3 separate regions of the Mus musculus genome follow, and regions 1 and 3 are each linked to region 2. The links are chromatin loops, found by intact Hi-C in ENCODE. Cell type or tissue: left cerebral cortex. All regions are shown on one strand. Links, peaks and the distances in the headings refer to the core of each region. The heading gives the core; the rest is flanking DNA.

Region 1 (10,394 bases), core at 1-2,500, 520 kb after region 2:
GCCCGGCTGTCATCAGTCTTTTTAAGCATCCAGGTGCTTCATCCCAGGAGGGGAGAACCTCCAATGCTGAGACACAGTGTCCCTTTTGGACTCTGTCAGGCCTACATGGATGTTAAAGGCTTCCTGGCCATCCTGTGGAAGAATGTAGGTGAGGATCAAGGGAGCTGGTGACCAACACCAACCCAACTGAGGAAGAAAGCCTGGAGCACTGGGTGTCGCCCAGTCCAGAGCCACCTCCCCGCAAGGACTCATCTGAGGAGGCTAATGGAGTCCTGTTGCTGATCACCAGACCGCTTACAGGGACACAGCAGGCACATATACGATTTCAGGCTGGCTTCCTCTCTTCAAATAGATATTCTTAGTGGCCCTCTAGTACCTGCTGCTCAATACAGCCTTGGCATATATAGTCATCTAGATTATGAGTTGAGAGTGGGGTGGGTTTATCTTAATGAAGTCAGAGTGAGCACACCCTCCTAGGACCTGACAGTGACTCAGAGACGATCTAGGGAGGGGAGCGCTTACGCGGGCCTCTACTCCCAGGACTCAGGAAGTAGAGACAGGTGACTCGATGATTAGAGGCCACACTGTCTAGGTAAAGAATTCTAAGGCCCTGACTTAAAAAATGAGGAGGAGGGCTGGAGAGATGCCTCAGTGGTTAAGAGCACTGACTGCTCTTCCAAAGGTCCTGAGTTCAAATTCCAGCAACCACATGGTGGCTCAAAGCCATCTGTAATGGGATCCAGTGCCCTATTCTGGTGTCTGAGGCCAGCCATAGTATTCTCACATACGTGAAATAAATAAAATCTTTAAAAAAAAAAAAGTGGGGAGGAAAACTGGAGAGATGGCTCAGTGGATAGAAGCACCTACTACTCTCTCAGAAGTTCTGTGCTCAACAGCAGGCCAGTGGCTCACAGCTACCTGGAACTCTACTTCCAGGGGCTCTGACACCCTTTTCTGTGTGTGGAATATACACATACAAATTAAAAATATATATATCAAATCATGATTTTTTTAAATCAGTAGTAGCCAGGCATGTGGGTGCCACACACCTTAGTCCCAGCACTTGGAAGAAAAAGTAGGAGGATCTTGGTGAAGCCAAGGCCAGTCTGGTCTACATAACGAGTTCCAGGATAACCAGGATTACATAGACACTGTCTCAAAAACAAGCACATTCTTTAAAAAGTCAAAGGGATCACCCTGGGCTGGGGAGGCACTCGGTGGGTAAAGTGCCATGCAAACATGAGAGAGGCTCTCGGATCAAACCCCCAGCTCCCCGGTTGTTCTGTACAGACGGGTGGTCGTCCACAGACTGACTACAGCCTGCGGGAGCTTCACACTGATGGATGGAGCGTGCACCTGCGCCATTCAGTTAGGGACAGCGCCACCTGCCTTCCCGTGTCAGAAACCCACCACTCACCAAATGCGGAGCCTTCGTACTCTAGAATAAGCTAGTATGTTGTGTTTTATGATGATCACTCCATTGTTTTCATTTCAAACAAAAACAAACAAACAAAAAAACTCTTGATATTGCCAGTGTGGTGGCGCACGCATTTGAAAGACTAGTGTATGGGGGCACAGAATCTGCCAATAGGCCAGGGTGGCAGCAGAAAAAACTATGCAAACATAAAGAGCCCCTTGTCTTCACACAACCTTTCTGTCTGTTTCCCCTCAGAAATACTGCTGACCCTGGAGAAACTGTCTGCATCTTTCTTCAACCCACTGGGCTTACAAACATTTACCAGTCTGGAGAGCTGCGTCTCTTTGTGTTGCCACCTGACATGCCGCCAGTTCTCCCAGGACATAGCAGCAGACAGTCGGGCCCTGGGCCCGCAGCATAGAGCGTGCTGGCTTGGCTGCCACCGGAAGAGTTGCCTCTCCCGACAGCCTGCAGCTCGCCTCCAGACCAACCCGCAGTCTGTTCACTGCATTCACCGTAGTGCAACTTAGATCTCCTGCAGAGTAACTGTCCCCAGGCCGACTTCATCCCCATCAGATTGAATGTATTTAAATGTGTGTGTTTGAGGAGAGCCATGCCCTTGGCCTGTTCCTGCTCGGCTCCAGACACTGGTTTCTTGCTTTGTTCTCTGTGGCTCTTCTGTGTAAAAGATGAGAATCTTATCTACAGGAAAGAAAGGAACTTTTAACACAGTACAACCCAAGGTGTTCTAAGCTTAAAGCCTGCATTTGACTGGGATGGAGACAGGGCAGACACTGTGCACAGCGCTGTGTATGCCGGCACACCTAGTCAGCAACACGTAACCGAGGCAGAGTTCTGTCTCCAGGAAGGAGTGTCCCGTCACTGAACAGATGGAAGGCTCTTGAGAGAGGCTGTTAGCATTAACAAGTATCTGTTCCCACTTCTCTCTGTTAAAACCAAACTAGTTTCCCCTAAATCATGAATCAAAAAGAAATACTTGTTTCTAAATTGTTTTTAGATCAGATAGTTTGATTGGCATCTCTTCCCTTCCTCTCCCCACCTTCTCTCGTCCCTCCCTCTTTCATTCCTTTAAAGTAAAAACATCAACAGCAGCATACACCATAGAGACCAGGGAAGCCCTTAGGATCTCTCAGTGCTGTGCCAGCCACTTACAGCAGCTTCCCAGTGACCATGCATTTCCTATCAGAGAGGAACAAAGTCAGGCTGTGACATCTGCTTAGGTAGCCTGGGCTGCCCCATCAGCTCAGGCCTCCAAAATGAGAGAACTTACTAATGAAATCAACAGCAGACGTCACGACAGATCTAACCTCTGCCATATGGGGTTGTTTTTTATTTTTGGTTTTTAGCAGTGCTGACGAAGCCGAAGTTTTGTAAGGTACATAAAGATCCAATTTATATGTAAACAAGCAATAATTTAAGTTCTGAACTTAAGTGTTTTAACTGTATAATTTTGTGAGGTATACATATTGTGGGATTGACTCAAAATGAGGTACTTCAGTATTAAATTAGATATCTTCATAGCAATGTCTCCTAAAGGTGTTTTGTAACGGCTGCCAATGCCTTGGTTAGACCTGACTTGTAGACGTAAGACCTTTTGTTTTCTAACCCTTGAGACTCTCCTCATGAATCCTGTATCTAATCTATATGATATGCAGCCGCTGTCAGAACCAAGTCTTGATTTTATATGTTTATATTCTTTCTTAATAAACCTTAGAAAGACAACATTACTAAGCAGCCCACTTTGATGGTTGTTTTCTTGCCCACTGTCGGGGATAACCTCTATTAACTGGTGTCAGTTTCAGACAGCTGCAGTACCCAGAACCGAGACCTTTTCAATTCTCCCCAACCTTGATACACACACTTTCGTACCTAAATTTCAGAATGATGTCTTTTTGATGTCTAAAAACAAAGCATTTTATAATATCTCATTATCCAAGCTTTCTAGGAACAGAGAAGATTTTCCTTGAAGTTTGTTTATTCCTGGCAGGGTTAAAAACATATAAACTACCCTATTTATATTTATGTCTCCCTATATATCTACAGATTGTAGAAATATAGAAAGAGATGTGACCCAAAGACAAATGGTCAGTCATCTGAAAGTGTTGCTGCGTGCTAAGGAACTCTGGAAATTTGCATTTCCATACCTTTTTCCACTTAGAGAAGAATCTCAGTGAGGGAGGTGGCCCAGGAACAGCGCTTCCCCGTTGGCCACCAGTTCCTGTGTCTGCTCGAGACTCCACCAAACCATTGGCTTGCACATCTGTCCTGCAAAGGGAGCAGATAGAACCCAGAACTCCAGGCCCTGCCCCAGGAGTGAGGCTCAGGTGCACTACTGAGCTCGACCTGTTCTCAGATAAGTCAGAAATGTGAGGTAGGTAAAAATGACTTCACACAGCACAAGAGAAAAAGGAATTTAAAACATACTTGTTTTGTATTAAATCCCATCTCACTGTAACATCAAGCCACAATATCTTACCTTTCAGCCTTCATCCAATCTCCCACTGCTTTCTAATGTTGACCCGGCTGTTAGCGTAGCCCATGGTCATGGCAAATCCTCTCACAGGTCAGAGCAGCCATGAACTGTGTGCCATCTCATCAGGAGGATCAATCGCATCAGCAAAGGCATCCTGATCATGTTCTCAGAGCCAGGGCCAGCCCAGCCTCCCCTGCCATCAGTATTGCTCACGCTCTGCACAACACATTTGTACTTGGTTTTGTCTGACAGAACATAGAATCAGTGTTCTCTTAGATGACTCAATGTGAAAAGCGTAATGTGAAAAGTACACACCTGATCGTGGTTGTAAAATCCATTTAAGTGTTCATGCAACATGGTGAGTTTTAAAAGTGAAGTGTGCTGTGATACTACAACCAATTGACTCAAAGATTAAAGCACGCACGCACACACACACACACATACACACGTGTATCTCTTACGACCTGTAATGATTGAAAGCAATGGTTTTTTTGCAGTTTAAGATGCAATTTTTAATCTGTGTTTAAAAACGGAGTTCATATGGGTGTGACACGTGAACTGGGAGGCACAGATCCACTTGCAGAACCCAAAGATACACAATCAATTTTGAAATGCAACTTAAGCCATTAATTGTTGGTGTGAATTTAAAATTTTCTAGTTGTTTATATGGTAGTATGCTGCCGAAGAGCAAAGCATTCTCTGCACAAAAGAAAACACTGTAGTGGCTTCGATTTTAATTAGAACTTTCTCCCTGGTGTTTCTTTATAGACTAAAACAAAATCTTTTAAGTTTCTTTACTACAGGTAAAAGCTATGTGCAAGAACCTCAAAATGCTAAAACCTAGCATAATGCCTTAGATCTGTTTTTAAGTCTTGTATATTCCTACATAGCTGTCCAATGTATTATATTTGTATAGTGAATTGTGTAAAATTTTTGAATAAGTAAGTCATCGCTTACCCGTATGTTACTGAACAGTGATGACAACTCGTTTCTTCAAACATTTAACTGTCTTCTCTTTTTCCTTTGTCATTTGTGGGTTTTATTTGTACAGTTCCTCATGAAGTTGCATTTGAGATATGTGTATATGAAAAAATTATACAAGGGTAAAATTAAGCAATATATTAACTATGGTTCTTCAGGAGAAAGCTTACAGTGTTTCAGGTTGTGATTTATTTTCAAAACAGAGTTGACTCTGAACATCACTTTGTTCATCTGCATTGATGTTTGTATTTCTAGTGTGAGCAGTTTATGCAAAGGTAGATATATACAGAGAAATTTTAAATACATTTATGCAAGTTACTATTGCTTTGCTGATGCTATTTGCTTATTTGATGTTAAATAATGCTATTGTAAATAAAGAATCTGTTGTTACTGCATCATTTAATAAATTTTAATGCCTTCGGGTTTTACATGGCTTTAGAGATTTTAATGTGGCGATACGGTATCTTCTTTTGTAGTTTAAACTTAAAAATACCTGAGAACTACTACTGGCTGCTCTTTCAGAAGACCCAGATTCAATTTCTAGCACCCACACATCATCTCAGAATCATCTGTAACTCCAGTTCCAGGAGGTCCAGCCCCTTCTTCCTGCTCTTACAGGCATTAGGACCACTCCTGATACAGTTTTCAAACAAACAAAGCATCTATAGACATACAACCTTTTAAAAAAATATATTAACGACATTATCTTTTAAGAATTTCTTGGGCTGGGTGGGTAGGGAAGTGGGGGGGAGGGTATGGAGGACTTTTGGGATAGCATTGGAAATGTAATTGAGGAAAATATGTAATAAAAAAAAAGAATTTCTTGGGCTAGGCATGATGGTGCACACCTTTGACCCCAGCACTCCAGAGGCAGAGGCTGGTGGATCTGCCCCGTCTACAGAGCAAGCTCCAGGGTAGCCTGGGCTGTTGGGGGGGAAAAAAAAAAAAAAAAAACAGAAGGAAAAAGGGAATTTCTTGTTTCTGGAGCGATGACTCAATATGCTTATTGCTTTTATGCAGGAGCCCACTTCTCTTCCCAGCACTCAGGTCAGGAGGCTCACAACTGCCTGTAAGTCCTTTTCCTGGGGGATACACTGCCCTCTTATGGCCTCTATAGACACTGCACTCGGGTGCACATATCCACAAGGAGAAACACCCATGCACATAATTAAAAATACATTTTAAAAATGGTAGTCAGTGGTCACAGCACTCTTAACACCTTGCCCTCCCAGAGAAGCCAAGTATATCCTAGTTGACATCACTAGCTCTTTATGGCAGATGTGGCCTGTCTAGTTCCTGCTACAAATATTGCTGCAGTATCTGTGGATGTGAGGAGTCACGGCGTACCTGTGCTGGTCAGAGGTCAACTCTCAGGAGTTGGCTCTCTCCCGCCACTCTATGGGTCCTGGAGATGGAACCCCAGGTCACCAGACTTGGCAAGTGAGCACCTTTACCAGCTGAGCCCTCCCCCAGCCCACACTGTTTATAAAGATGGAAAGTACTGTGTCCTCTTCAAAAGTGCTGGTGCCCCTCTCACAAGCTTGCGTCTTACAGGATTCGTGAAGGGCATATCTTCTGGGCCTTCCCAGTGTGGACGATTAGGTTTTCCACAATGTATCCACTCTACCATTGCAATTTCCCTGAGCCTTAAAATCCCTTCATCAACACTAAGCCGAGGGACATCAGGCATCTTCAACTCCTTTTCAGTAGGCCATCTTTTTTTTTTTTTTTTTTTTTTTTTTTTGAGACAGGGTTTCTCTGTATAGCCCTGACGGTCCTGGAACTCACTTTGTAGACCAGGCTGGCCTCGAACTCAGAAATCTGCTTGCCTCTGCCTCCAAATGCTGGGATTAAAGGTGTGTGCCACCCACGCCCGGCTTGTAGGCCATCTTTTGATAAACACTTCAGCCAACCATTCAAACAAACAAACTTCTGACAGCTTTTTTAACTGTGCAAGCTTCCATATTAAACCTAGAATCTCCACTCAGAGGGACCACATCAGTAAACTCAGCCTGCTCTAGTTTTATGTTCCTTCCACCATTTTCCCACACCCTTAAAATCCATTCCCACACATATCCCCCAGGTTTCTGCTTGAATCAATTAGCAAACTCATGAAGCTCCTTTGTAGTGAAGCGCATTTCCTCCCCTCTATGGCTCTCTTCTGCCTTGAGTCTGGTTATAGGTCTAGAAGAAGCTATTGGTGGGCCTTGAGAAACATCAGTATTGTCTGGCATTTTCTTCAGCGAAAGTCACTGCTGGTTTAACAGACTCTGAGGGATTAATTTTCTCATGTGAAAATGGCATTATTTCAAGGGGTGGGGCACTACTTCCTCAGGTGGGGCAAACCCTTGAGAATCTGAAGATTCAAAATTCTCAGCTTCAACATGGTCTTCCCACACATCCCCATCCCAAGTTTTAAGATCCCATTCTTTGCCTTTAACTGCTGACACCCTCTGAGACTTGAATTTTCGCTGTAATTCAACCAACCTTATAATGAGGGCTTCAGTTTGATTTTCTGCAACTTGAGCTCTATGGCTGCTGAAGAGAAGATTCTCTTCAAGGACACACATAGCAACTTTTAGATCACTTCCTTGCATCTGGAGCCATTTGATATTATCACACAATAACTTCTTTTCCTTCATCCTTTTTCCCCAAGATGCTAAGAGCAACCAGCCAGCAAAATCATTTTCCAATTTTTCCCCATCTTGTAGAAAGCTTTGTACACTGAATCATCTAATACATTAAGATAATCAAAGGCATTAGCTTCTTTAAACTTGAAATACAGTTTCAACCACGGGTCTTCAATATTCTCCAAGCTCCCAGGAGGGAGAGAATCTGGAGAGGTTTCAGTCGTTGAAGGTGCTGGTGAATTATCAAACCAACTCCAGAATTTCATCCTTATACTTCTGCTCCTCTAGAACTCCTCCTGGTACCAGCTTCTGTAATAGTCAGGGCTCTCTAGAGTCTAGAACTTACGGGTAGTCTGTATATAGTAAGGGAATCTGTTGACGTAAGTCTGTAGTCCAACTCCCAGCCATGGTCAGCAGCAGCTGTGAATGGATGTCCAAGGATCTAGCAGTTTCTCAGCCCCACAGGCAAGCAGGGGAAGGAAAGAGGGGTAAACAGTGCAATTACGCTGCCTTCAACCCAGGTCCTAAATCGCATGCAGTGCTAGAGGCCCAGTTTGGGTTTTTCCCTTCTCTAGCATGAAGGGAAACATTGGCCATTGCAGGTGGTGGCCCAGAGAGGACTGTGTTAAGCTGCTGCTGCTGCTGCTGGCAAGGGTACCCCGTCCCAGGAAGGTACCAGAAGCGAGCAGTCAGTTTCATAGATCTCTGCAGAGCTGTTGGCCTATAGCACCGAGCCAGCTGTCCACTTTCCCTTTCCCTTTTTCTTTTTGGATACTGGCCAAGCCAAAGCAATATTATCTCTAATATTTTACAGAAGCTACCACACTCCGTTGTGTGGTTGCTTACAAGAGGTGTGGATTTTTATCTCTCCTGTCTTCCTCCTCCAGTGACATCTGAAACTCACTGTGCAGCAAAACCTGGCCTTGAACCCCTCCTGCATCTATCTCCTAGGTGCTGAAATTGCAGGTGTGCCCCATCATCCCAGGCATCAACCCTGGATTGCTCTCTAAGAAACGCTGCTAGCTCATTCCTGCAACCACAAATACCAGTCATGCACAAGTTGTACCCAGGGGCTGGTGACAGGAAGAAGAGAACTGGTGGCCAGTCAAAGCACTGCCTGCCTAGTTAGGGTGTCCAGCAGCATCACAAAATAGAAATGATACATCATGATTGGTCCTCATCCGGCAACACAGTTCAGCAAGTAAAGGCACTTGCCACCAAGCCTGAACGTCATGGTAGGGGATTAAGTGACTCCTGCAGGTTGTCGTCTGTCCTAGTTAGGGTTACTAGCACTGCTGTGATGAAACACCATGACCAAAGCAACCTGCAGAGGAAAGGATTCATTCAGCTTCTACATCACAGTTCATCATCAAAGGAAATTAGGACAACTTAAGCAGGGAGGAACCTGGAGGCAGGAGCTGATGCAGAGGCCATAGAGGGGTGCTGCTTACTGCTTCCCATGGCTTGTTCAAGCCTGCTTTCTTAGAGAGCCCAGGACCACCAGCCCAGAGTGAACCCCTCCTACAATAGGCTAGGCCTCCTCCATCAATCACAAAGAAAATGCCCTACAGACTCTCTCTGATAACTCCAGCTTGTGTCAAATCAACATAAAACAAACCAGTACCTCCTCTGACCTCCAAACGTGTGCAAGTGTGGCACTTTCATGCCACTAGCAAACATCTGACCCAAGATCAGCACCACATAGCCAGGGAGACTCGGAAACTGGCTAGCTGACACTGAAAGATCCTGAGAGAGAAGAGTGAAAAATTATGTAAGCCCCTAGACTTGTGTCCAAAATAGACCTGACTAATGGCAGGGAGTAAAAGTTTAACTCACCCCATTGTTTTAGGTTGTACTAACCACAAAGTAGAAGTTTAACTTCCATTGTTTTAGGAAATGTTCATACAGAATATTCCAACTATTTCTTGAACCCGTTGTGCTTGCCAAATGCTATAGCCCATGCCAGGTGTTTACGGTTTCTGCCTTTATAAGCCCCTTATCCTTTGAGCTGGGGGCGACTCCTCTACCCCTTCGTGGGATACGAGTCGTCCCCAGTGCACTGGTCTTTCCCTTTTAAACCTCTTGCTGTTTGAATCAAGACTGGTCTCTCGTGAGTTCTTGGGCATCGCGTCATACCAGGGCTCGAGTGAGGGTCCCTCGAATTTCAGGGGACTTTCAACACAAGCCAGACTTCCTCATCAGTTACTACAGATATGGCTGCCTCAGGAATCAAGTGGCCCTAGTGGCCAAGACAGAGCCTATGCATGTGCCCAATGGTGAGGCTGTTCACTAATGACAGATTAATCTAGAGCTGCTCTGATTGCTCCCCCTATTAAGCCTAGAATACACATTCTAATGGCAGCAAACCCAGAGAGACATCAGAACGTTTGCCCACTGGGGGGCCCCAAACACTAAGCTAAATAAACATCAGCTGGTGACCAGAAGAGGGAGCAGAGGCGAGCAGCAAGGCTGGCCAGGTCCCCAGAGGATACAGGTGACAGCTTAAGGCTTATGTGGCAGCTTCTGGTCCTTCGTCTTTCCTTCATACACTACTGTTTCCCCTAGCCTGGCCCAGGATGTCTGCTTGACTCTTCCTACAGAGAATTCTAACCACCCTGAGCAGGAGTAAAAAGATCTCCCTTCTTTTGTCTTCTTTTGTTCTTTCTCCCCCATTGCCTCTCCCAGGTTTGTGGACAGGATCTCTCTACATAGCCCTGGCTGTCCTGGAACTCACTATGTAGACCAGGCTGGCCTCACGATCAGATCTGCCTGCCTCTGCCTCCTACCTCTGGGATCAAAGTCATGTGCCACCATGCCCTGATGATCTTCTGTTTCTTTTTTTTTTCTTTTTTGGTTTTTCGAGACAGGGTTT
Region 2 (11,426 bases), core at 4,441-6,940:
AGGCCAACATGAAAAATCCCTATAGTCTTTCCTAGTCTCAAATACTGCTTAAAAGTCAAAATCCAAAGTCCAACATCTCTTCTGAGACTCTGTAAGGTCAAAAAGCAAATTACATACAGATTAAAATACACATTATTACACAAAAAGGGAGGGGCTGGGGCACACTGAGGAAGTACTGGATCAAAGGAAAACCAAGACTTGGAAGGGTACACTCGCACCCTGTAGCACTATGTCTGATGTCAAGGGGTTTAGATCATGTTACTGCAGCTTTGTTACTAGCAATAGACTTTTCTCTCTTGGGCTGGTTCCACTCCCTGGCTCCAGCTGCTTTGGCAGATGTCTTGTGACTCAGGCATCTTCACCATCATGAGGACGAATTGAGAATCTCCAAGGCTCCACTCAACTGCCTTTCAGACCCTCCATGTTACTAGCTTGGCCTCAGCATCTCTCTGAAAACATGGAGGAAGATTCCATGACCCCTTTACTAGTATATCCTTCAAGACTCTAACGGCAACATCACTTGGCTGACACTGTCAAGGTTGGCTGCCAAACTGGGGAGAACTCTTGGTTCCCTGGAATCAAGTTTGCAGCTGTTGTTGCTTTTTAGGAGAAGAAAATTCCTTAGACCTTTTCCTTTAACAAATGAGTCTTAGCTGGGTCTTCTTGCCCTGAGGGGACCCTCCCTTTCTTCTAAAGGGATCAGGCCTCTCCTTAATCTTATCTCTTTTAGCACAAACCTTGGGTCCAATGTTGAATTGAAGTGCTCATTTTCTCTTCAAACTGTATATTTTGTGTGTCCTTTTTTTCTTTTTTTTCTTTTTTGTTTTTTTTTTTTTTTTGTTTTTCGAGACAGGGTTTCTCTGTGTAGCCCTGGCTGTCCTGGAACTCACTTTGTAGACCAGGCTGGCCTCGAACTCAGAAATCCGCCTGCCTCTGCCTCCCAAGTGCTGGGATTAAAGGCGTGCGCCACCACGCCCGGCTTTGTGTGTCTTTTTGCCTCACTTTCTTTTTGCATTGTAGACCTACTGTGATGGTTTGCATATGCTTGGCCCAAGGAGTGGCAATATTAGAGGGTGTGGTCCTGTTGGAGTAGGTATGGCCTTGTTGGAGTAGGTGTGCCACTGGGTGTGGTCTTTAAGGTCCTCATTCTAGATGCCTGGAAGTCAGTACTCTGCTAGCAGCCTTCAGATGAAAATGTAGAACTCTCAACTCCTCCTGTCCCATGCCTGCCTGGATACTGTCATGTTCCTGCCTTGATAATAATAGACTGAACCCCTGAACCTGTAAGCCAGCCCCAATTAAATGCTGTCCTTATAAGACTTGCCTTAATCATTGTGTCAGTTCACAGTAGTAAAACCCTAAGACGTTGGAGTGATTACAAAATAACCAAGTGGGAGAGCCAATATTTGGATCTCTTGAAATCTCTCTCACCAAGGAAATTAATCCACTATTCAATTTAGTTTCATTCTTAGGAAGGAGGCAGAAATCAGCCAGATTCTTTGCCAAAAATCACAAGAATTGATAGTCCAGTCTCTAATATTGCTCCCTTCCCATTTTAAGCTAGAGCTCCATGTTTAACCCTCATCACTGTCTTCTAAACTCCTACCGAGTTGCCCACTAAGCTCTTCTTACAGTATTCAGCCAGTTTTCTATCCCAGAGTTCCATAGCATTCCACAGTCCTCTGAGAAGCAACATAGCCAGGTTTGTCAGAGCAAGAGCTTACTTTCAGTATCAACCTTTACATAAGTTACATTTCTATTGCTATGATTAAACACCATGACCAAAGCAACTTATAAAATGTTTATTTGAGTTACAATTCTGACCCATCCAGCAGGTCCAGTTATTCGAGGGTCTCGAGGGGACCTTCTCCTAAGAACCAAATGTGGGGAATAGAGAGAGACGAGAACCTTGTGCAATGAACGACACACGGAAGCAGTCTGAGTAACATCAAGGTCTTACTGTCTTGAGAAAGGCCCAAGGCTTAAACGCACAAGCAAGAGGGGAAGTACAAGTACTTATCAGCGGGAGGGGTGGGGCAGTGGAAATTTTTCTTTTGGCAGCTACACGGGGAAGCAGGAACTTGGTGGTATCAGGGTGTGGTCAGGACATCTGGCGCTGACTTAGGGCTGGAACATTCTGTGGTTCTCGGAACGGTGCATCGGTGGCCCACTTTTGACCCCCTTTTTTTCTTGGGGGGAGAGGCCCAATTCATAGATCAGGACAATAGCATTGTCTTAATAGCTCCCAACACAATTCCAGAGCGTTAGAGCCCATTAATGGTGGACCAAAAGCATAGTGGCAAGTGGCTGCGGCAGCAGCTGAGAACTCACATCTCAACACACAAGGAAGAGGCAGAACGGGAGCTCACAACTCAGCACACAAGCAGAAAGAAACTAACTCAAAACGCACAAGTCTTCTGGAACCTCAAGGCTCAAGCCCAGTGACACGCCTCCCCCAGCAAGGCCACACCTCCTAATCCTCCACTAATAGTCCCACCAAGTGACTGGAAGCCTAGTTTTTACTCTACAAAGCAGTGGTTCCATATCTGTGCCAGCGTGTTGATTTGCTTATTCTCTACATATTGCTCTTAGAGACCTCAAATTTTGTTCTAAATCTTTCAACTTTTTAGGACCCTAATATCTGTGGGACATAAAACCATGCCAGGAAGTTTGAGACCTATGCAGGTTGAGACCCAGAGACTCAGTGGACACACCTGAGACTTAAGCAACTTCCTGCCCTTGCCAGACCCCTGGCCTGGAACACCCACCATGCTTCTCACTTAAAAGAAACTTGTCCTATGGTCATATAGGCCCAAAGCAGAGTTCTCCATGCTAATGAGGTACCTAGAGGCCCAGAAGGCTTCACCAATAAGCTTTCCTTCCCAAACACTCCTCCCTGTAAAAGGCACTGAATCTCAGTTCCACTCTGAGTAGTAGGATATGGTTTTATGCATTCATTTTCTTCCATGACAATAAACTATTTAGAACCATGCATGAACTGTTTCTTTTATCAAGATCTACCATAGTAAGTCATGAAAAAGGCATTCAACTACAGAGACACAACTTAATTCTCCTGCAAAAAGCCTCTCTGCACGTCCAATGACAACCACTATGAAGCCTGCCTCTGCCAATCTGAGGACAATCACCCATGGGACAAGCCAGAGCTCCCCTTTCTCCTCCCCCACCCCCACCCCTGGATTAGACACTGGTCCCAACTCTGTGGGCCTCCAAATCTGTTCTTGGCTCTTCTGTGATTGATTCTCAGCTGTGCCTGGATGTATGTCCAAAAGTCTGAGAAACCCACAGCCCTGGCCTCATCGCAGGCCCAGGGACCCCAGAACCAGTTCCAGCTTTCCCACATCTCAGACTGTGGTTTCCCACCCCTGAAGCTGTGTCTTGGTGCTTCCCTACAGCACTGCACCCATCCCACCAGCTGTAGACACAGTCAAACTCTCCAAGAGGCCATGCCCAGCGGACGCAGACCAACATATATCCATGCACTAGACTCCACTCAAGTAAGCATGCAGTCGCATACTTCACAGAGAAAGACAGCCTTACTGGGTTGTCCCAGACTGTCCACCCAGGTTTTTCTTCTACATAGTGAATTCAGTCTTGGTTGTGTGCCTCAGCATTTGCTGGAGGAGCCATATTCCTAAAAGGAGTAGGCTAAGGTAGTGAATACACTCTACATCTCTTTTGTGGTATATATTCATCATAATTTGATGGATATCTTAGGATCTGTGCATTTTCTTATAAGTAACTTATAACTAAAAATTTTAAAGTGGGAAGCAATGCTTAATACTTGCTGATTGGGAAAGGCAGAGAAAATTGGAAAAGACAGAGCAATTATATCACTTTCACCTTGGACACTAAACCAACCTATTTCCCTTGGCAAGGGTAGGATAGAGAGGAGATAAACAAGCCCCTCCACTCTGCGCAGATAGCACCATGTGCTCATGTAAAACAAGTGGAAGCAGAGCTTGGCTCTCCCAAACTCCAATTTACATTTATAAAATGGGGGGAAATTGTGCCTGTTAAGAGTTAAGAACTGCCGGGTGGTGGTGGCGCACGCCTTTAATCCCAGCACTTGGGAGGCAGAGGCAGGCATATTTCTGAGTTCAAGGCCAGCCTGGTCTACAAAGTGAGTTCCAGGACAGCCAGGGCTACACAGAGAAACCCTGTCTCGAAAAAAAAAAAAAAAGAGTTAAGAACTACGTGGGATTTTAAGAGTAGATAACTAATGGGGTTTGGGGCGATAGATCAGTTATTAAAGTGATTGCCTTATAAGCACGACAAGCAGAGGCTGATCCCCCAGAACCTATGTAAAAATGTGGGGCATGGTGTCTCATTTTTATAATGCCTGTACTGGGGAGATGGAGACATGGGAATCTCTGGGGCTGTCAACCGCTGGCCAGTCTGGCCTGGGTGGCAAGTCAACACTGGTGAAGGGTATGCACAGTTCCTGAGTCACCTGAAATTGTCAAATTGTCTTCTGGCCTCTGCAGATATGCACAGTCGCTTTTATTTTCTTTCTTTCTTTTCTTTACTTTTTTTTTTTTTTCCTGTTGTTGAGGATTAAAAAGTAATGTTCGGAGGTGGCCCTTGGCTAGACGCACACAGGTACAAGTAAGCATTGGTTGCCATCATTTATTGTAAAAGGTAAGCTATTCTTCAAATCACCAGCCTGCCATTCCTTCCTAAGTTGGTGACTCAGTAAATACTCCCCATACCTGCCTAGCTTGTGACCTTCCCTCCCCCACTTCTGGAGGTTAACTTCAATGAAGTAACTGCATTCTTCTTTATGGATATGTAAAGCTACTTGGAAACAAGGCTCAGAGACACAAGAAGCTCAGCGACGGAGCCGGCTGAGGCCAGTGCGGGCGGGTCAGGCCACCTCATGCCACAGTCACCGCGAACTCATCCCTCCACCCCACCCCCGTCACTTGGCTGACGGGCGTGCCAGCAAGTCGTAAGATAGTGGCCGCCAATCCGCTCCGGGCCACTGAGCGAAGTCCCACGTGATCCGCGCCGGGCCTGACGTCACGAGACCGCCGCCCTGCCCTCCGAGCCTGAGGTCGCAGCACGCTGAGTGACTTGGAATTCGGGTGCCGGCGGTCACCGAGGTAGATAGAGAGATGGCTGCCGCTCTGCAGCGCATCGAGCAGCTGTCCAGTCGGGTGGTGCGCGTGTTGGGCTGCAACCCGGGTCCCATGACCCTGCAAGGCACCAACACGTACCTGGTGGGGACCGGCAGCAGGTAAACGCCACCCCCGAGCCCCCGCAGCTCACGCAGTCACGTGGCAGGGAGGCAGCGAGAGGCCAGGCTAGCCCCCAGCGCGTCCCCGAGCTCTGCGGAGGACAGAGGGTGTAAGAAAAGCACAGGCTTCCCAAGTCTGACTCACAGTTTACTTGCTGTCTCGCTGCCCGCAGGTGGTGACCGAGTGAGTTTACCGTAGCCTGTGTGTTAGTGCACACTTGAAATCCAGTGTTTGGAACGCAGAGGCAGGAGGTCGCCCCCAGTACGAGGCCATCCTAGGCTACATAGCCACTTTCAGGCTTGGTTGGGTCATATAACTAGGCCCTTAAAAGTTTACTGTAAGCAATTGACTATACTAAATCCAGTCTCTTACAGTAGAGGGCAGAATTTGCTTCTAGTTCAACCGGAGTCTAAACCCGACAGAGCAACCCAGCCTGTGGGTAGGAGAAACTAACTCTTGCTTTTTCTACTAATCGTGTATGACAAGCATATCTTGTTTGCGTTTAAAGTCTCTATTATATTAACTCTTCTAGAGTAAAGGATATTTACAAGCATCGGACTCTAAAAGTAGACATAAAAGGTTTAGCCCAGAGTGAATCAGGCCAGGGGAAAGTACGGGACCTTTAGGCTTCCGGCATGCTTTTAGCAGCAGAGTGCCTAACCTCTAGAGTATGGTCTGAGCCCAGGACAATCTCTTCGATGTGCCACTTTAAACCCATTCTGAAGTCAGCACCTAAGCCGGAAATTGCAAATAGTCTGAATAACCCTGGAGAATGCCCTGCTGGAGTTTGCTGTATGGTTCCAGGACATTCAACACAGCCTGCTTTTCTTCGAGGGTTAAAATAGATGGCTGGTTTCTATGCAAACTGGATGAAGAAGTTACTAAGATGAACAGTTGCTAAGCACAAATGTTCACTGGAATCATATATTGTACTTAAGTAATAGTTTTATTTTTATAGGCTCTTTAGGTAGTAAGTAATGGTAAAATAATTAACGTGCAGATGATGCTACTCAAACTAAAGGGTGATTAGAAACAAATATTAACTGGGTCCAAAGCAGATGTTCAAGACTTGTGTCCACTGCTCCGCATCACAAAAAGGTCTAAGATGATAGGTGGCACTATATCATTGAACTCATTTTTACACTTCTGTTTCTGCTAACTTTGGGGCTCATTGGCCAATCCCTCCTTGCTGACACAACATCCTCTCTAGCTGCTGGTCTCTCATTCTCCATCTTTATCAGAGTTTTGTACTTCTCTAAATGCAATCCTAACTTCATGCTATTCAGTTACAGTTGTGTGTCATGCATGCGTATGTGTGTGTGCAAGTGAGTGTGTATGTGTGTGTGTGTGTGTTTTCTTAACTCTCCCCCATTACCTGTGCTCTTCAGACTGAACCCTACTAAAGTGAAGCACAGGCCTTCCTGAGTTGATCTTATAAACAGAACCATCACTGTATTTGAGCAAACAAAACGCTTAAACACTCCTTAACATTTTTCTCCTCCTGGCACACATCCAAGCCATCTTGGCAATGTGGTTTTGACTTCTATTAACCCATTCAGTTCTTGCATAGATGTCTGCACTAACCTCCTAACTGGGTTACCTGCCTCTGCTTTTATCCCTCAGCCCATTCTCCCAAAGGCAGCCATCTTGTTCACCCTCTGGCCCAGCCATGCAGCCTTCCTAGTGTCCCAGATGAGGCATATTTCGCCCTCCAGACTTTAAGTTCTCTTCCGATTTTTTCCACTTCACTCACTCTTTAGAGCTCACGTAAAATGTCAGTTCCTTGTGGAAGTTAGCCCTGACCTCTTAGACAATATTGTAATGCACTGTAGGTTTTGTGGTGTTTATCTCAACTGTAGTTTTTGGTTTTTGGTTTTAAGTTTAAGGTCTGTAATGTATGAAATCCACTGTCTCTCTCTACTTGGTTATCCCACTGTAATGGAAGATGAGCCAAGGTTTATTTTCATATTCCCAGCCCCAAGCCTTGGACAGCAGAAGTGGCATAGTGAATCCTTACTGAATATTTGCTTACATTTTTTTTCTCTTAATTTTTGCTTTTGTTTGCTTCTTGGAGTACTGACAGCTTTAGCTGTCCTTTGTCCTTTGTTCTGGTCAATTTGTAGACATCACAGTTCACTAAAACCCTGGTAGACCTACCCTGACATTAAAATGCCCTTACTCAATAGTCTTTTCCAGGGTATATAACAGTCTTCCTCTGTTCAAGAGCCACTGATGGCTGAAATTCTAACCTTCCCTGTCTAAATGACTTTGAGGACAGATTTTGTGTACTATAGCAGAAGAAAGGGCCGTATAATTTAAGCTATTTTCAGTGTGGATATTACTTTGAGAACTTCGTATTTTGAGTACTGTATTTATAGGATTTGTTCCTCCCTGTCCTTCCTCCAACTTCTCTCCGATTCGTGGACTCTTTTATGTAAGTGTCATGGTTACATATATAATTATATAAACACCACCTGCTGAGTGCTTTCTTTATTGCTCCTATGCATCTGTTTAGGACTGACCACTTACTATGGTGTGTGTGTGGGTGGGGGCTCCCTGGAGGATTCACTGATTCTTCCCAGCACCATTGACTGCCTGTAGCTCTTTCTCTAGGGCTGCAGCCTTGTGAGACTTCTTCCATCCATGTTAGCATGTCAGCTGCTATTGTCATTTTTCAGGTCTTGTTTAGCCAGCGATCATATGGTTGAAATTTCATGAGTGTTGTATGTGGAAAACACTGTCTTGGAGCAGACATCCTGATTCTCTTGCTTTTACAAGTCTCCCCAGCCACCTTCCTCAGTATTCTCCAACCCTACATGTTGGGGTTGTATTGTAGATGCATCAACTAGGGTTGGACACTCTGGTCAACCACCTTTGCCTGCTTTAGAATCTTGACTGTTTCCTCGCTTGTGAGACTTGGGGTGAGATAATTATCTCACTAACATGGTCTTTTATCTATACAATGAATTATATAAGATCTTTTTCATAGGGATATTATGCAGACACAATGAAATCTCAATAAAAGTATTAAAAACAAAATTTAATCCTGAGGAAAGCGCATTACAGTGTTGGTTATAGCTTCTGCTTCCTTGTACTACATTAACACTAGGCTCATAGTGTAAGGTGGTCAACAGTGCCGATGGTTTTGGGTGAGTGACAGCAAAATGGACAAAGGGCAGTTAATAGATATCTGAATATTGATATAATATTTCATTAATATAAAATTCCTATAAAACAATTGATTCTACTAACTCAGTTGAGTATTTCTCTATTCATATAACAGATCATGTGTCTGAATTGTTCCGGGCACTGAGTTCTGCTTAATGAATCACTCCTAGGCCTCTGCAGATCCATCTACAGTGTTCTCTTGAGCTCTTTATGAATACAGCTTGCATTTGCAAAGAGACCTCCTGATGTAGGGCTGCCGTCTATGACTGTAGGTAGTGGAGTGATCCACACACTCAGAGATGACTGAACCTCACAGTAACTGTGCTTGGACATTACACAGCGAATGACCAGAACTAGTTTTCTAATCTAGAGCTGAGGCATTATGCCATGAGGAATGATTTCAGTGCTAGCTAAAGTAGTGCTGTCCCCCATCGTTGGACCTTGTATAAGCCTGAAAGACCTGGGATAAATCACTTAGCCTGTCTCAAGCCATGTTTCTCTACAAAATATTGCAATAAACTCCCTGGAGTTGATATGAAGAGTAAGTTATAATAAATATGAGTTTAGTTCTAAAATGCTGTGTTATATTTTCCTCCTTAATAGTTGTTCAAACTCTTTCTTTTTTTTCCTTCAATTTATAGCCTCTGGTTACTGCTCCATTCTGAGCAGGCTGTGTTTGTGCCAGGCCTTGGAGAAGTCCTGTTAGCCTCTATCCAAGAGTCCTTCCTTTGCTAGAACTGGTTAGGCTACCGAAAACAAACAAACAAAAAACTGCAAAGGCCTGGGAGCCACTTTCTCAACCCCCAAGAGGCTTTTTACTCAGACTTTGATCTGCAAAGAGACAACACAGGCATTCCAAAAGATCTGTGTTCTGTGTCAGCTAAAGTGTAAACCTGTTTATTCGCTCTGTTGGTTTTGTTATAACTTTTGGTCACTATGATATAGTCTGGACTATAACATTTTAAATTCAGTGTCAGATGTTTCAAAGCTGCTTCTTAGGAGGAGGGCAAGGCAGTGGTTTAAATGTGTTGATAAGGGACCATGATACAAGGCATGGAAAGATTCCTTTTAAAGACCTTAAGGCCTTCAGAGACCAAAAGTAGTCCAAGCTAGTTAAAGAGCAGTAAGAATTTGGAATAACATTTTAAAACACACAAACACAGAGACAGCAAAAATAAATAAACAAATAATTAGAATCATGGCCTAGGGGGTGTTTCACGATCTAGTTCTGTGTGTTTTAACTTTAGTGTGACTAAATGTACAGTGGGCCAGGCTTTCCAAATGTAGAAATACATCAATGAACTCCTCTAAGCCAAACAAGCAAGCTTCCTGCCCTCCGGGGCTCATGTTTGTATAGTGCTGAAAGGAAATTGATGTATTCCTGTATGTTGTGTAAATAATGCGGAATGTCAAATTCACAAGGCAAGCTCACCTCTGAACTGCCTGTCGTGTCTCCTGTCTAATGGCATACCCAGTGCTCCACCTAGAAGGCTCCAAGTGATTGACCTTTTCCCTTTCCTGCAGGTCCTATTACTTATGCCTTCTAAAAGTCCTTTAAGCCATTGCAGGCCCTAAGGATTCACTTGGTAGGGCCATACGCTCCCTCCAGCCAGTGTGCCCACTTGCGGAGGAGTTTACAGTATACTTCTGAAGTCTATCCAGCTGTCTCCTCAGTAAAGATTCATCACAATGTCACTCTCCTCCTCCCCAATATATTTAATTGCTTATTACGTTCATGTGTGTAATGGTGTGAGTGTGCACCACCACATGTGTGTGGGGGTCAGAGGATAACGTAAAGGAGTCAGTTTCCCCTTCTACCGTGTGAGTACAAGGATTGGACTCAGGTTCTCAGGCTCAGTTGCAAGTGCTTTTACCAGCTGAAACACTTTGCACACCCAAGATCTTTTTTAATTTTATTTTTAAAATTATACAAATTAAGCTCACACAAATTAGAAAGCACATATTTTGATACACACACACATGAATACACACACATATGTATACACACACACAGCCCTGCTCGCTCAGTCCCTGCTTACTCTCACCCAAAGATTTATTTATTATTATAAATAAGTACACTGTAACTGTCTTCAGACACACCAGAAAAGGGCATCAGATCTCATTACAGGTGGTTGTGAGTAAACATGTGGTTGTGGGATTTGAACTCAGGACCTTCGTAAGAGCAGTCAGTGCTCTTACCCACTGAGCCATCTCACCAGCCCTTATGAAAACTTTCGAAATCCTTTTGGCTTTTAAGATACATATAATATACCGTTGTTCCTAAAACTCACTCAGCTATATAAGAACACATGGAACTTCTTGCTCCCAACTTTCTAACTGTACCAGTACAAGATGTGTTTTTGTATTGGCTATAGATATTAGAGACAAACCCATCGAATGTAATATATCGTCATTCAGTGACTGTACAATTTTTTAGGGTGTGTATGATGTTGTCTATGCTCCTGGGGGCGTGCACATATGTAAGTGTGGCAGCTGTGTTCTTCTGTTGCTCTTTACCTTACTTTTTTAAGGCATGGCCTCTCACAACCTGTAACCTACCTTTTTGGCTCTGCTGCCTAGAGAGGTAGACCCCATCATCCATCTGTCCCCTAGCTGGCCAGTGAGCCCTAGGATCTGAGATCCTCCTATCTGACATCTACGGACTCCCCATCTACTCCTACAGCCACCCCCTACCCTCCTCCCCTTACCCCTATTTCCTCCTTCTAGCAATGGAGTTATAGGCCAAATCACCATATGCCTGCCTTTGTCTTGGGTGCTGGGCATCATGCTTGAAAACCAAGCATGGTACCCTCTGAAGCTCCCACCAGCTCCCCATGTACTCAATTTGAACGTCCTGAGCTAACTTTATGTTGTTTCTTTGTTTTGGTCGCCCACAGCTACCCCTTCCACCCATCATTGGGTAGCAGGCAGAGTTGTTTATATTCCCAAAAGACTGAAAGGCATGACATGTAGGAGGTAATCTAGAGACAGTTATAGATG
Region 3 (2,500 bases), core at 1-2,500, 510 kb after region 2:
ATCGCCAGCCGCTTATGAATCAGATCAGCAGTGTTTCCAATGTGAACCTGACTCTGAGGCCTGGAGTGCCCACTCAGGTGAGAAGCCTCTCATTTTTCCTCCCAGATAGGCTGAGTGACCTGGGTTTTCCTAGTTCCTCTGACTCCCTGTGTTAGTTCTGAATGCCATCCCTGTTGCCAGGGTCAGCTGATTCCTATAATACACAAGAGTTGTATTACAAAAATGTATCAACCAATTCTGGATTCAAGTACTGCCCACTGTTCCCATGAGAACACGGGTTTAGCCTTCAAGACTGGCCACAACATTGCTCTCGGCAATAGCCTTGTTTCTATGGAGTTTCTGTGTGAAGACACTTTACGTGTATGTAATTTACTTATTAAACTCAATGGACAGGCTATCTCAGACTCAAACAAGCCTTGCCTAACACTCGTACTTTTCTTCGTAAGCACACCTATGTCTTCCACTTGAGAACACTGGACAGTCCTGCACCAGCACAGAGCCTGTTAGGTTCTGTCGGCCACATCAGAAGGCCACACATCCATCTAGCCCTCCCCTTGGCAGGAAGCAGGCGAGTGCTAAGCATAGGAAATCCGTGCTGCTGTCCTTACAGTCATAAATGGCTTGACAGTGCTGCGCACACTCATGTTTGCATTGCAGATAAACTTTAGAGTAGGCAGCCTTGTGAGTGGCGAGGGGATGCCATTCCAGCACCAGCGTACAGCACACGCCCAGGGCCCCTCCTCACATCATGTCACTCATCCTGGCCTCTCAGCAGACATCTAAAGACCATTCTGAGATCAGGTGCATCTGACATGATGTAGCCATAGACCAGGGGGACACAGGGGACACAGGGGACACAGGGACACAGGGGACACCTGTGCAGCCAGCCAGAGCAGCCTGGAGATCAGTAAAGTAACAGAAATTACTGTCAGATCACCCCCACCTCCATCTCTCCGAAGTCACCAAGTCACCTTTGGCAGTGGCTTGGTTTCTTGTTAAGTTGGAATGTTCCTTCAAAGAGACTCTAAATGCTGTCCTCAACTTACATAAAGTCTTCTGCCAGGCCAGGGTAGCTGCGCTGTAACCCCAGTGCTGTAGTAGCTCCCAGCACTTGGGATACTAAAGCAGAAAAGAGGTGACAGTCAAGCTAGAGGACCCAGAAAGCAGCACGTGGGCACCTGTAACTCCATTTCCTGGTGATTAGCCGCCCTCTTCTGGCCTCCATGAGCACTGCACACATAAAAATAAATTTTAAAAATAAACATAAAGTCTTCCTGTAGAAAGGCCTGTGCTCTTTTGACATCTTTTGATTGACTGTACCCTCGAGAAATGAGTTGGTCACTATCAGAGGGTTACAGAATCGTCATCACACAGGCTGAACTTAGAGCACTCGCATGCGTGCTCACTAGGTGCTCTGCTCCGAGGACCCCCCTTCATGGAACTTTGTTTTTCAAATGATTTTACATACAGTATGCCATTGGTATCCTGTCTAACCTATCTATCCTTGATTTCCCTTCATGATTGCCCACAATTTCAGGCTCCTATTAATGCACAGATGCTGGCCCAGAGGCAGAGGGAAATCCTCAACCAACATCTTCGGCAGAGACAGATGCAGCAGCAGGTGCAGCAGCGGACTTTGATGATGAGAGGACAGGGCTTGAATGTGACCCCAAGCATGGTGGCTCCCGCTGGCCTACCAGCAGCCATGAGCAATCCCCGGATCCCCCAGGCCAATGCCCAGCAGTTCCCATTTCCTCCGAACTACGGTACTGACTTAGATCCCTCCCACCGTTGCTGTCCCGTCTTGGCCTATCTGTTCTTTCTCCTTTCTCCCGAGGCACCTCAGTCCTGGTCACGGCTTCCTTCTCACGGCTATGTGCCTGGTTAGCCAGGAAACGATAGGAGGCCTGGAGCAGATTAGGGCCTGGCAAGTCTCCCAGTCCCGCACAGTGCCTACCTGTTAGCTCGGGTCCTCCTTTTCTTTGGGTGCAGGTCTTTAAGAATGACCAAAGTTAAGTGTCATGTGTCTCTGGTGAGCATGCATGGATGTTATCTGCTCAGGTCAGGGTCTATGAATGTAATACACATTGCTACTTATCCTTGATTGTTTCTGAGTCTGACACAAAGAAATCAGTAGCTAAATATGAAATGTCAGAAGACATAAGCCAATTTAAATATTACAAATAGTCTACAGCTTTTAAAAAATAAAGGCTTTGTTTGTTACTGACAACACTTATCAAAACAAAAAATAAAAACTTTCAAGATTGTACCAAGTCTTCACTGGATTGGTCGTTCCTGAAGTGTTACTCGGAGCCACGTGGGAGGCCTCTGGCTTTACTTAATCCTGATTTGTTCTCGGATGTCATTCTAACAGACGAGACACCAAGGGTGATGTCATGGAGATTGACATCCGGTTGTTATCTTCCGCTAACAGTGGGAGTCTCGGTGCTTCCATAGTGCGTCCATGCTTGCATGTTCCAGATGGCTCTGCTTTGCCCTG

The links. Hi-C counts contacts between places; a loop is a spot of excess contacts. Peaks named below come from ENCODE experiments on the same cell type or tissue, not always from the same donor. Only the 100,000 strongest peaks of a DNase experiment are listed, where the experiment ranks them.
Region 1: it touches region 2 in a loop (2.4-fold over the local background); 13 of 42 quality-filtered maps call a loop at or near these places.
Region 3: a loop joins it to region 2, with 2.5 times the contacts of the local background. A loop is called at or near these places in 13 of 42 quality-filtered maps.

The regions. Positions count from the first base shown.
Region 1 is chr1:13,134,051-13,144,444 of GRCm38, reverse strand. Ncoa2 (nuclear receptor coactivator 2) reads left to right here. Exons shown (of 23, transcript NM_008678.3): 23 at 1,673-5,340. The coding sequence ends at 1,684. Among named protein-coding and RNA genes, the nearest start is that of Prdm14, 12 kb to the right of the region's middle. In left cerebral cortex, for the core only: a CTCF peak has its summit at 1,394; DNase peaks (open chromatin) are centred at 1,353 and 1,861.
Region 2 is chr1:13,654,160-13,665,585 of GRCm38, reverse strand. It overlaps Lactb2 (lactamase, beta 2), which reads left to right and starts at 5,077. Exons shown (of 7, transcript NM_145381.2): 1 at 5,077-5,257. The coding sequence starts at 5,136. In left cerebral cortex, for the core only: a CTCF peak has its summit at 5,625 (motif pointing right); DNase peaks (open chromatin) are centred at 5,010, 5,411 and 5,601; H3K4me3 peaks cover 1,692 bases; H3K27ac peaks cover 1,032 bases.
Region 3 is chr1:13,149,956-13,152,455 of GRCm38, reverse strand. Ncoa2 (nuclear receptor coactivator 2) reads left to right here. Exons shown (of 23, transcript NM_008678.3): 18 at 1-77; 19 at 1,538-1,766. Among named protein-coding and RNA genes, the nearest start is that of Prdm14, 24 kb to the right of the region's middle. In left cerebral cortex, for the core only: a CTCF peak has its summit at 1,210 (motif pointing left); a DNase peak (open chromatin) is centred at 1,193.